2 separate regions of the Homo sapiens genome follow, and region 2 is linked to region 1. A link is a loop called in an ENCODE intact Hi-C map of the cell type or tissue named here. Cell type or tissue: heart right ventricle. All regions are shown on one strand. Each heading gives the region's core, and the rest is flanking DNA. Links, peaks and the distances in the headings are about the cores only.

The links. A loop is a pair of places that touch in the nucleus more often than their neighbours do. Peaks named below come from ENCODE experiments on the same cell type or tissue, not always from the same donor. Only the 100,000 strongest peaks of a DNase experiment are listed, where the experiment ranks them.
Region 2: a loop joins it to region 1, with 2.9 times the contacts of the local background. A loop is called at or near these places in 1 of 110 quality-filtered maps.

What each region holds. Positions count from the first base shown.
Region 1 is chr9:16,891,639-16,897,024 of GRCh38, reverse strand. No RefSeq gene overlaps it. Among named protein-coding and RNA genes, the nearest start is that of BNC2, 24 kb to the right of the region's middle. In heart right ventricle, for the core only: no CTCF peak of the experiment used is centred there; a DNase peak (open chromatin) is centred at 2,762.
Region 2 is chr9:17,052,657-17,058,042 of GRCh38, reverse strand. It overlaps the pseudogene RN7SL720P. Among named protein-coding and RNA genes, the nearest start is that of CNTLN, 80 kb to the left of the region's middle. In heart right ventricle, for the core only: no CTCF peak of the experiment used is centred there; no DNase peak of the experiment used is centred there.

The sequences.
Region 1 (5,386 bases), core at 203-5,202:
TCACCCACTCCCAGTTTTTCTTTGCTAAGGTGTCTCTTTCTTTCCACATTTATTCTACAAGCATGTGTCCTGCGGCTCTCCCAGAGGAGATAAGAAACAGAAGCTGTGTGGGGGTATAACGTCTTTCACTAGGGTGAGACTGAAATGGGGAGGGAGAGGTTGTGAGGTAAAGGCAGGTAATTAAAAACTGGCCTATGGGCTGGATGTGGTGGCTCACGCCTATAATCCCAGCACTTTGGGAGGCCGAGGAGGGTGGGATCACCTGAGGTCAGGAGTTCGAGACCAGCCTGGCCAACATGGCAAAACCCCATCTCTACTAAAAATACAAAAATTAGCCAGGCGTGGTGGCAGGCGCCTGTAATTCGAGCTACTCAGGAGGCTGAGGCAGCAGAATCGTTTGAACCCGGAGGTGGAGGTTGCACTAAGCTGAGATCGCACCACTGCACTCCAGCCTGGGCACCAGAGCAAGAGTGCATCTTAGGAAAAAAAGAAAAGAAAAGAAAAGAAAACTGGTCTACGGAAATCTGACTCTGAAGCATTCAGTTATTGGTTGGCATCTCCGTTTGTAGACAAAAGCAGCAGATCCAGCACTTGGGTTTTTTATTGCAAGTTTGAGGTCCTCACACAGGGGGCTTGAAGGGTTTTTATGGTTCAATTCATTCCAGTCTTGCACCTTAAAGTTGGTTCATCCCAGAGGGGTGACTGATGACCAGTTTTTTCTTTTCTTTTCTTTTGACACAGAGTCTCGCTCTGTCGCCCAGGCTAGAGTGCAATGGCGTGATCTCAGCTCACTATAACCTCTGCCTCTGGGTTCAAGTGATTCTGCTGCCTCAACCTCCCAAGTAGCTGGGATTACAGGTGTCTGTATCCTCAAGGTAACCAGCTTGGAGAACTTGCATCCTCAAGGTAACCAGCTTATGACAAATGAATTTATTTCTTATTAATGTTCTCGGTACTCCACATGCCAGTCACACCATATATGAGTTTCTTCTAGGATGGGTGAGTTGGCTGAGGCTGTACCCCTGAAATGAAGGAAAACCATGTGGGATAGTTGATTCTCTTTCTTTACCTCTAACTGTGCTCTGTAAGAATTCTCTTACTAGCAGCATCTTGCTGTATACAATCTGAATGTGGACGACTCATTTTAGTCTCTGCTCCAATACTGACTCCCTGGATCACACAGACCTGTCCAATATCTTGTACCTAGTTTCCCGAAGATTCTGAGAATAATAATGAGAGGCAATACATCTGAAAGCCTCTTGGAATAGACACATGTATACATAGTTTGCAGTTCAGACTGGTGTGTTTTTAGTGGCAGCATACCCTCTGCTGATCAAGCACATTAGTGGTCCATTACTGGAATCACATTTGGTGACATGCCAAGTGTCTTCTGATTTGACATCAAAGTGGTAGTGATAGCTTGAATGAGTGAACTAGCGTCTGTGAAGCTCCTTACCATGGAGATAACTGATTTTATACTAATATTTTCCTGTTTCCTTATTTGCTTTTGCTTTCCTTCCCAAGCAGCATATTTATTGTTGTTAACTTGGATCAGTTTTTGTGATCTTGGTATTAAGTGAGACAGCTATGTAAACAAGTTGCAAGCCATCATTAGTTTATCAGTAGAAGGATGTGTGGTCCATTGCCAAGATTCATTGATCTGTTTATTACGACCCTACCCAGTACAATTTTAGTGGCAATTTAAAAAATCGTCTTAGGGTTTCACTTGCAGAAGTCCACTGGTTCATTTATTAACCTACGTTTGAGGGATAGCTTGCTGTATAATCTTACCGGCATTATCATGACCGTTGTTATAATCCACTGCAGCCAGGGAGTAATATCCCAATTACATGTTCTATTGTTTCACTTGTGATATGAGAGCGATGCAAATTGTTGATGATAATTACGTTGATTTTCAGCAGTTTGCAAATTAGTAAATTAGTACATTTAGAAATATAAATATACCCAAAGGCTAATATGTGTGTTGGGACTAGTTAACAAGTATTTATTGAGTGCCTACAGTATGTGTGGTGGACTGTAATAGGCACAGTGGTAGAGATACCAGTGACGGCATAAAACAAACAAGGAACCTACCCTGGCTCAGGTTACAATTTGTGCTAGATAAAAATAAAAGTACCTTACTAATTGAGTTAGTCTGTTCTGGCAAGAAGCAACCCTGAAATGGCATAAAACAACAATTTATTAATTCCTACAATTCCGTGGGTTGGCTGGGCTGTTTACTGACTGGTTTTAGAGGATGACCAGTGGGAGAGTCGCTGGGTTGGAGAGGCTAGCCTCACTCACAGGAATGGCAGTTGGCGTTGGCTGTGGGCTGGGCATCTTGCTTCTTATTTTATTTATTTATTTATTTATTTATTTATTTATTTTCCCCCGAGATGGAGTCTTGCTCTGTCACCCAAGCTGGAGTGCAGTGGGGTGATCTCAGCTCACTGCAACCTTTGCCTCCCAGGTTCAAGCAATTCTCCTGCTACAGCCTCCCGAGTAGCTGGGATTACAGGCGTGCACCACCACACCCGGCTAATTTTTGTATTTTTAGTAGAGACGGGGTTTCACCATGTTGGCCAGGCTGGTCTTGAACTCCTGACCTTGTGATCTGCCCACCTCGGCCTCCCAAAGTGCTGGGATTACAGGTGTGAGCCACCGTGCCTGGCCATCTTGCTTCTTTTTTAAGTGGCCTCTCATCCTCTGGTAGGGTAGACCAGCCCCCTCACATGTTCTCAGGGCAATGCTCCAAGAGAGTGAAAGAGGAAGCTGCAAGGCCCGTTGAGGTCAAGCCTCGGGAATTGCTTAACATCACGTCTCCCACATTCTACTGATCAAAGCAAGACTTAAGGTCCACCCAGATTCACAGGATTGGAGAAACAGACTGCACCTCTTGATGAAAGTGGCAGAGAAGCCACATGGCAAAGATGAGGACATACCAGGATGGATGTGTTGGGGCTCAGGAAAGGATACCCCAAAATGCGGCATTTTGACATGTCGAACTAAAGACGCAGCCTTAAGGTGTCTCTGACCACCCCACCACATCACCCCTCAATCCTCTGCCTCTTCCAAAGCACAGGATGAGGCTGTTCTCTGAAATTCCCTTATCTAACAAAAAAACAGACCCGCCAAAGAATAACACAGTTGCCTTTAATCCTCCCCCTGAAATTTCACAAACCAGAGATGAAAATTCATATCAGAGAGGAACAGACTGATGATTTAACACTACACCTGGAACAAAGAGGAACTTTGTCTATTTTGAGCTCCCATTCATTTCCCAGGTAACTATATACTAACCATTCTCTGATCATTGGGCCCATTCATTCTACCTGAAAATCATTTACTACCCCCTCAAAATAACCACATTTGCCCCTTCTCCCTTTCCTCTATGAAAAAGGGTACATAAGCATCTGGAACCTATTTGGTTACTGGGTATCGTTCTCCTGTGATTCCCCATGCTTATGCACATTACATAAATTTGTAGGCCTTTTTCTCTATTAATCTGCCTATTGTCAGTTTTATTTCAAGGAACCTTTAGAGGGCAGAGAGGAAACTTTCCTCTGGCCTTACAGGTGGGTTTTGTTCCATGCTTTGCAAGCTACTACACTTGCTATGTAAAAACTAGTCCTTCACAGTGGTTGTTTTTGCATTTCAGAATTCCTATTTCATTGCTACAGATGATCAATATTGGGTCAAAACCCAGCTCTTCTCATACCTGAAGTTTATACAGGGTCCTTTTTCTTTTCTTTTCTTTTCTTTTTGAGACGGCGTCTCACTCTTGTTGCCCAGGCTGGAGTGCAATGGCGTGATCTCTGCTCACCACAACCTCTGCCTCCCGGGTTCAAGCAATTCTCCTGCCTCAGCCTTCCGAGCAGCTGGAATTACAGGTGCCTGCCACCATGCTCAGCTAATTTTTTGTATTTTTTAGTAGAGATGGGGTTTCTCCATGTTGGCCAGGCAGGTCTTGAACTCCTGACCTCAGGTGATCCACTCGCCTCGGCCTTCCAAAGTGCTGGGATTACAGGTGTAAACCACCACACCCAGCCACAGGGTCCTTTTTCTATATGTCAATTTAAGTTAGGCCAGACACAGTAGCTCACGCCTGTAATCTTGGGAGGCCTGTAATCTTGGGAGGCCAAGGTGGGCAGATGGCTTGAGCCCAGGTGTTCAAGACCAGCCTGTGCAACATGCGAGACACTGTCTTTACAAAAATAAATAAATAAATAAATAAATAAAAATTAGCTGGGAATGATGACACATGCCTGTAGTCCTAGTTTCTCAGGAGGCTAAGGTGGGAGGATCATCTGAGCCCAGGAGTTTGAGGTTACAGTGAACTATGGTCATGCCATTGCACTCCAGCCTGGGCAACAGAATGAGACTCTGTCTCTGAAAAAACGGTCTCACTCTCACTCATATCTCCCTCTCTGAATATTAGTGTTATCATTTTCCTCTATGTTCGAGAAATATTTTATCCACATATGTGCAAATACATAGAGATATTCCCTTTCTCTCCTTTTTTACACAAAAGGTAGCATACTACATATGCTGTTTTTCACCTTGCTTTTTTTCCTTATTATATCTTACTCCATTCAATATCTAAAGAGATTTGCATTCTCTTTTAGAGCTGCATAGTATTCCGTGGTATTCCATGTGCCATCACTTATTTATTCAGTATCCTATTGAATGGACGCTTAGATTGTTTTTCTGTCTTTTGCTATTTAAACAAAGCTACAGTGGATTACTATGTCGCTTTCCTCAAGTGGAAGTGTATCTGGAATTTCCTAGAAGCTCAAAGGATATATGCATTTCCAATTTTGAAAAATATTGCCAAATGGATTTCTCTAGCTGCTAAACCAATTTACACTTATAACAGTAATGTGTGAGTATGCCTGTTCCTCACACCCTTCATCAGGTATTATCAAATGGCTGTTATTTACGTTAGTATCTGTTATTACAAGTTGCTTTTCTACAATGCCTTAAAGTAGAAAAAACCCTGTAACATACTCTGGGTTTATACAATAGTGGGTTAAGTTTTATTACAGTAATTTCCCTGGTGATGACCTAGCGGCTCAAATGTCCTATATAACTTGCCTAGTGTCATGCAGCAGGTAAGGGTCAAAATCAGGTCTGGGGCCTTAAACTGCCAGTTTAAGGCATATACCCTAACATCAATATTGTCTTCTATTATGTAAAATATACATAATACGAAATTCACCATCTATGCCATTTTAAGTATACAGTTTAGTGGCAATAAGTTCTTTTCACACTGTTGTGCTCCTTTCACAACTATTCACCCACGGAACTCTTCATATTGTGAAAATTGAAACGCTGTACCTATTAAATAATAATTCTCGCCAGGCGTGGTGGCTCACGCCTGGAATCC
Region 2 (5,386 bases), core at 236-5,235, 160 kb before region 1:
TTGACTTCTCTATAGGTACAGTACGGCATTAATTTGCATTAAGAGCGCATACTTTGGTCCTAGATTGCCAGGTTCAAATTTCAGCTCTGCTGCTGACTAATAACAGGACTTTGGTCACAGTGCTTTGTGTTGCTCCACTTTGGTTTCCCTGTTAGTAAAACTGTGGTGACAATAGTGCTGGCCTCTTAGGGAGGTGATTAGAATTAAATGGGTAAATAGACTTACAGAATTAGGATCGTGCCAAGCACAGGAGAGGCACTATTACTGTGTTTCAACTCAGTCAGAGATGGCTTAGGGAATAATTATGCACAAGTCTAGCTAAATTAGTTATAGGCATATGCATTCTCCGTAAAATTATGCAGCCCAAATAAATTGTTAATAATAGTTTTTATTGTTGTGGGAAATTCTAGATGGGCTGTTAAGGGAATAAAGTGAAAAACTGGTCTGGACAAGAGAGGAAACCCAAAGAAGCAAACCTGGGAGGTCTAGGTAAAGTTCTCTGATTGGTGGTGGTGACGGGTGGGGGACAAACAGAGATGGGTGGTGATGGCTGGGGGACAAAAAGAGAAAATACCTGGAGTCTCAGGTATTTTCATCCCACCCCCACCTCCCTCATCTGTTGCCTCCCTCCGTGAGTCACTGCCAATCAGCTGATCTCCAAAGCAGCATAGGATTCCCCAGGCTACAGGCCATATATCCCCAGATTTCCATCTAGGGATAGCTTTGGGTCAGAGTCTGGAGACCAGTCATATGCATATAAAGTCAAAAAAATCAACATCCTATGGTCCAGTATAGTTGAAAGCAATAACCAGGCCAGGCGCAGTGGCTCACGCCTATAATCCCAGCACTGTGGGAGGCAGAGGCAGGAGGATCACCTGAGGCCAGGAGTTCGAGACCAGCCTGGCCAATATGGTGAAACCCCATCTCTACTAAAAATACAAAAAATTAGTTGGGTGTGGTGGTGGGCGCCTGTAATCCCAGCTACTCAGGAGGCTGATGCGGGAGAATCACTTGAACCTGGGAGGTGGAGGTTGCAATGAGCCAAGATCGTGCCACTGCACTCCAGCCTGGGCGACAGAGTGAGACACCGTCTCAAGGAAAAAAAAAAAGAAAGAAAGCAATAACAAAAAATGGACTTGTAGCATCACTACAGCTCCCACTGGGACTTCGCTCGGGAATGAAGTTTCTCTGATTATTTGTGAACCCCTTTTCCACCATCTACGACAATAATCTTACAGGTAACAATGCTCACTCTCATTAATATGTAAACTCCACATGCTTTATGTTATGTAATATTTCCACCAACCCTATGAGGAGTGTCTTTTCTCATTCCTGTCACAAGGCTCAGAAATATTAAGTTAGTTACCAAAAGTCACAGCAGATATAGAACTAAGATTTTTGAACAAGATCTCTGATTCCAAAGAAAACACCCTATAACCAAGACAATCCTAAGCAAAAAGAACAAAGCTGGAGGTATCATGCTACCTGACTTCAAACTATACTACAAGGCTACAGTAACCAAAACCACATGTACTGGTACCAAAACAGACACATTGACCAATGGAACAGAACAGAGACCTCAGAAATAATACCACATATCTACAACCATCCGATCTTCAACAAATCTCACAAAAACAAGCAATGAGGAAAGGATCTCCTATTCAATAAATGGTGCTGGGAAAACTGGTTGGCCATATGCAGGAAATTGAAACTGAATCCCTTCCTTAAACTTTATACAAAATTTAACTCAAGGTGGATTAAAGACCTAAATGTAAAACCCAAAACCATAAAAACCCTAGAAAAAAAGCCTAGGCAATACCATTCAGGACATAAACAAGGGTGAAGATTTCATGACAAAAACACCAAAAGCAATTGCAACAAAAGCCAAAATTGACAAATGGGATCTAATTAAAGAGCTTCTGCACAGCAAAAGAAACTATCATCAGAGTGAACAGGCAACCTACAGAATGGGAGAAAATTTTTGCCATCTACCCATCTGACAAAGGTCTAATATCCAGAATTTCCAAGGAACTTAAACAAATTTGCAAGAAAAAAACAACCCCATCAAAAAGTGGGCAAAGGATATGAACAGACACTTCTCAAAAGAAGACATTTACATGGCCAAAAAAACATGAAAAAAAAGCTCAAAATCACTGATCATTAGAGAAACGCAAATCAAAACTACAAGTAGATACCACCTCACGCCAGTCAGAATGGCAATTATTAAAAAGTCAAGAAACAATGGATCCTGGTGAAGCTGTGGAGAAATAGGAATGGTTTCACAGTGTTGGTGGGAATGTAAATTAGTTCAACCATTGTGGAAGACAGTATGGTGATTCCTCAAGGACCTATAACCAGAACTACCATTTGACCCAGCCATCCCATTACTGGGTATATACACAAAGGAATATAAATCATTCTACTATAAAGACACATGCACTTGTATGCTCACTGCAGCACTACTTACAATAGCAAAGTCATGGGACCAACTCAAATGCCCATCAGTGATAGACTGGATAAAGAAAATGTGGTACATATATACCATAGAATACTGCACAGCCATAAAAAGGAATGAGATTATGTCCTTTGCAGGGACATGGATGAAGGTGGAAGCCATCATCCTCAACAACTAACATAGGAACAGAAAACCAAACACCACTTATTCTCACTCATAAGTGGTAGTTGAACAATGAGAACACATGGACACAGGGAGGGGAACAATACACACCAGGCCCTGTTGGGGGTGGGGGCAAGGAAAGGGAACTTAGAGGATGGGTCAATAGGTGCAGTAAACAACCATGGCACATGTATACCTATGTAACAAACCTGCACGTTCTGCATAGGTATCCCGGAACTTAAAGTAAGATTAACAAAAATAAAAATTAGGCTTGGCATGGTGGCTCACACCTGAAATCCCAGCACGTTGGGAGGCTGAGGTGGGCAGATCACGAGGTCAAGAGATAGAGACCATCCTGGCCAACATGGTGAAACCGCATCTCTACTAAAAATACAAAAATCAGCTGGGCGTGGCAGCATGTGCCTTTCGTCCCAGCTGCTCGGGAGGCTGAGGCAGAAGAATCGCTTGAACCCGGGAGGCAGGGGTTGCAGTGAGCCAAGATCACACCACTGCACTCCAGCCTGGGCAACAGAGCGAGCCTCTGTCTCAAAAAAAAAAAAAAAAAAGAAAGAAAAAAAAAGAAGAAATCAAGATCTTAAAGAGAAAAAATAAGTAAGATTTCTGGTTCCTCTATTCTACCCAGTTACATAGATTAAGCTAAAATTCGTGTCTTCTCTCAAGACTTGAACAATTCTCCAAAGCTGTCATCCACTCCTATGACTCTCATACACATTGCACATTCCCCTTCTGGGGCACCTGTAAGACTGAATCATAATTATTTGAGTACAGGCTGTAAACAACTCAGTGTAGGACCAATGTCTAGTTATTTCTTATTTAGTGCTTAGAATAAAATGAATATTCAATAATTTTTATTTTGGCCAGTTGTGGTGGCTCAAACCTATAATCCCAATGCCTCAGGAGGCAGAGGTGGGAGGATCACTGGAAGCCAGGAGTTCGAGACCAGTCTGGACAACATAGTGAGATCCTGTCTCTACATTAAAAAAAAAAAAATTAGCCGGGTCTGGTGGCACATGCCTGTAATCCCAGCTACTCAGGAGGCTGAAGTGGGAGGACTGCTTGAGCCCAAGAGTTTGAGGTTGCAGTAAGTTACGATCACGTCACTACGTTCCAGCCTGGGTGATAGAGCGAGCCTCTGTCTCAAAAAATAGTAATAATAAAAAGAATAATTTAAATTAAAAATAATTTTTACTTTAATTACTTATAGAGGGGGTCTCACTGTGTTGCCCAGGCTGGCATGCTTTAGCTATTCACAGGTGTGATTCCAATACTGATCAGCAGGGGTGTTTTGACCTGTTCTGTTTCCAGCCTGGGCCAGTTCACCCCTCCTTAGGCAACCCAGTGGTCCCACTCCCCCAGAAGGTCCCCATATCGATGTCCAACTTAGTGCATTCACCCAATCAGCATAGTGCACTACAGCCCAGAACTCCTGGACTCAAGAGACCCTCCCAGCTCAGCCTCCTGAGGAGCTGTGACTACAGGCACTGCCACCTCCACCTCACCCGGCAATGTTGAATAATTTTTTTGTTTTTTTGAGACAGAGTCTCGCTTTGTCACCCAGGCTGGAGTGCAGTGGCTTGGTCTTGGCTCATTGCAACCTCTGCCTCCCGGGTTCAAGCAATTCTTCTGCCTCAGCTTCCTGAGTGGCTGGGATTAGAGGTGCCTGCCACCAAGCCTGGCTAATGTTTGTATTTTTAATAAAGACAGGGTTTCACCACATAGGCCAGGCTCGTCTGGAACTCCTGACCTCAGGTGATCTGCCCCGCTCGGCCTCCCAAAGTGCGGGGATGACAGGCATGAGCCACCGCACCTGGCCTGTTGAATAATTTTTGAACATGAATTAATAGGCAAACCATAGCAGGAAAAGTGATGACCTCTCTGAAACACTCATGTGGCTGATGCCCTCTGATCAGTTCACTCTGACTTCCATAGGAGTGCTTTGTGTGCAAATGAGATCTTGCTAATAAATTAAAATGTATGTCCATAGAGGGGCTATATTATGTCATGAGTAAGAGTTTGGGTTCTCATATCAATCCTGGCTTGAATCTCAACTCCATCCCTACTTAGCTTTGTAATTTTGGGAAATCACTTATCCAGATTTTAGTTTCCTCATTTACCAAATAGGTATATAATAATCCTTACATTTTATGGTTATTTTGAGGAATAAAGAAGCTAACACATGTGTAACTCACACGCCAGCTGAGGTCACCCTGCCTCATGAGATTAAAGATTTGCTTGAAGCCTTGCTCAAACACTTTGGAAAGTCCAACTCCCTCCAAAAAGAGTTCTGCACAATCCCATGGAGTTGATGTTCCCCTTTCCTGCCCACGACCTTCCTCCCTCTCGGTGGGTAAAGAGACAAGAGACAGGGTAGTAGGTGACTGGCAGCTAGTAGCAGGACTCTTACCAAGGAAGCTGCATGTGCAGTTAGGGGTCAGGGCACTCTCATTCTGGTAGGGGAGGAATGACTCCTTTCTCCTCTCCCTGCTTGCATAGGAAGTTTTAAAGTTTGGGCCTTCCAAGCTTCTGGGGAAGAATGAGGGACAGGCTGAAACCCATAAGAAGGGCTTAGCTTGGCTAGTAACCATGGCAACAGGGGAATGACTGTTGGGCCATGCCCATAGCTGCCTCCTTCCCAGTAAGCCCCTGAAGGAACCCTTGAAACTACCATGTTGTGAGAGCTGAAGGAGACAAAATGTACAGTAGTAATTATTATAAATTTTTTAAGGCTTTGCTCTCTGGGAAGAGAAT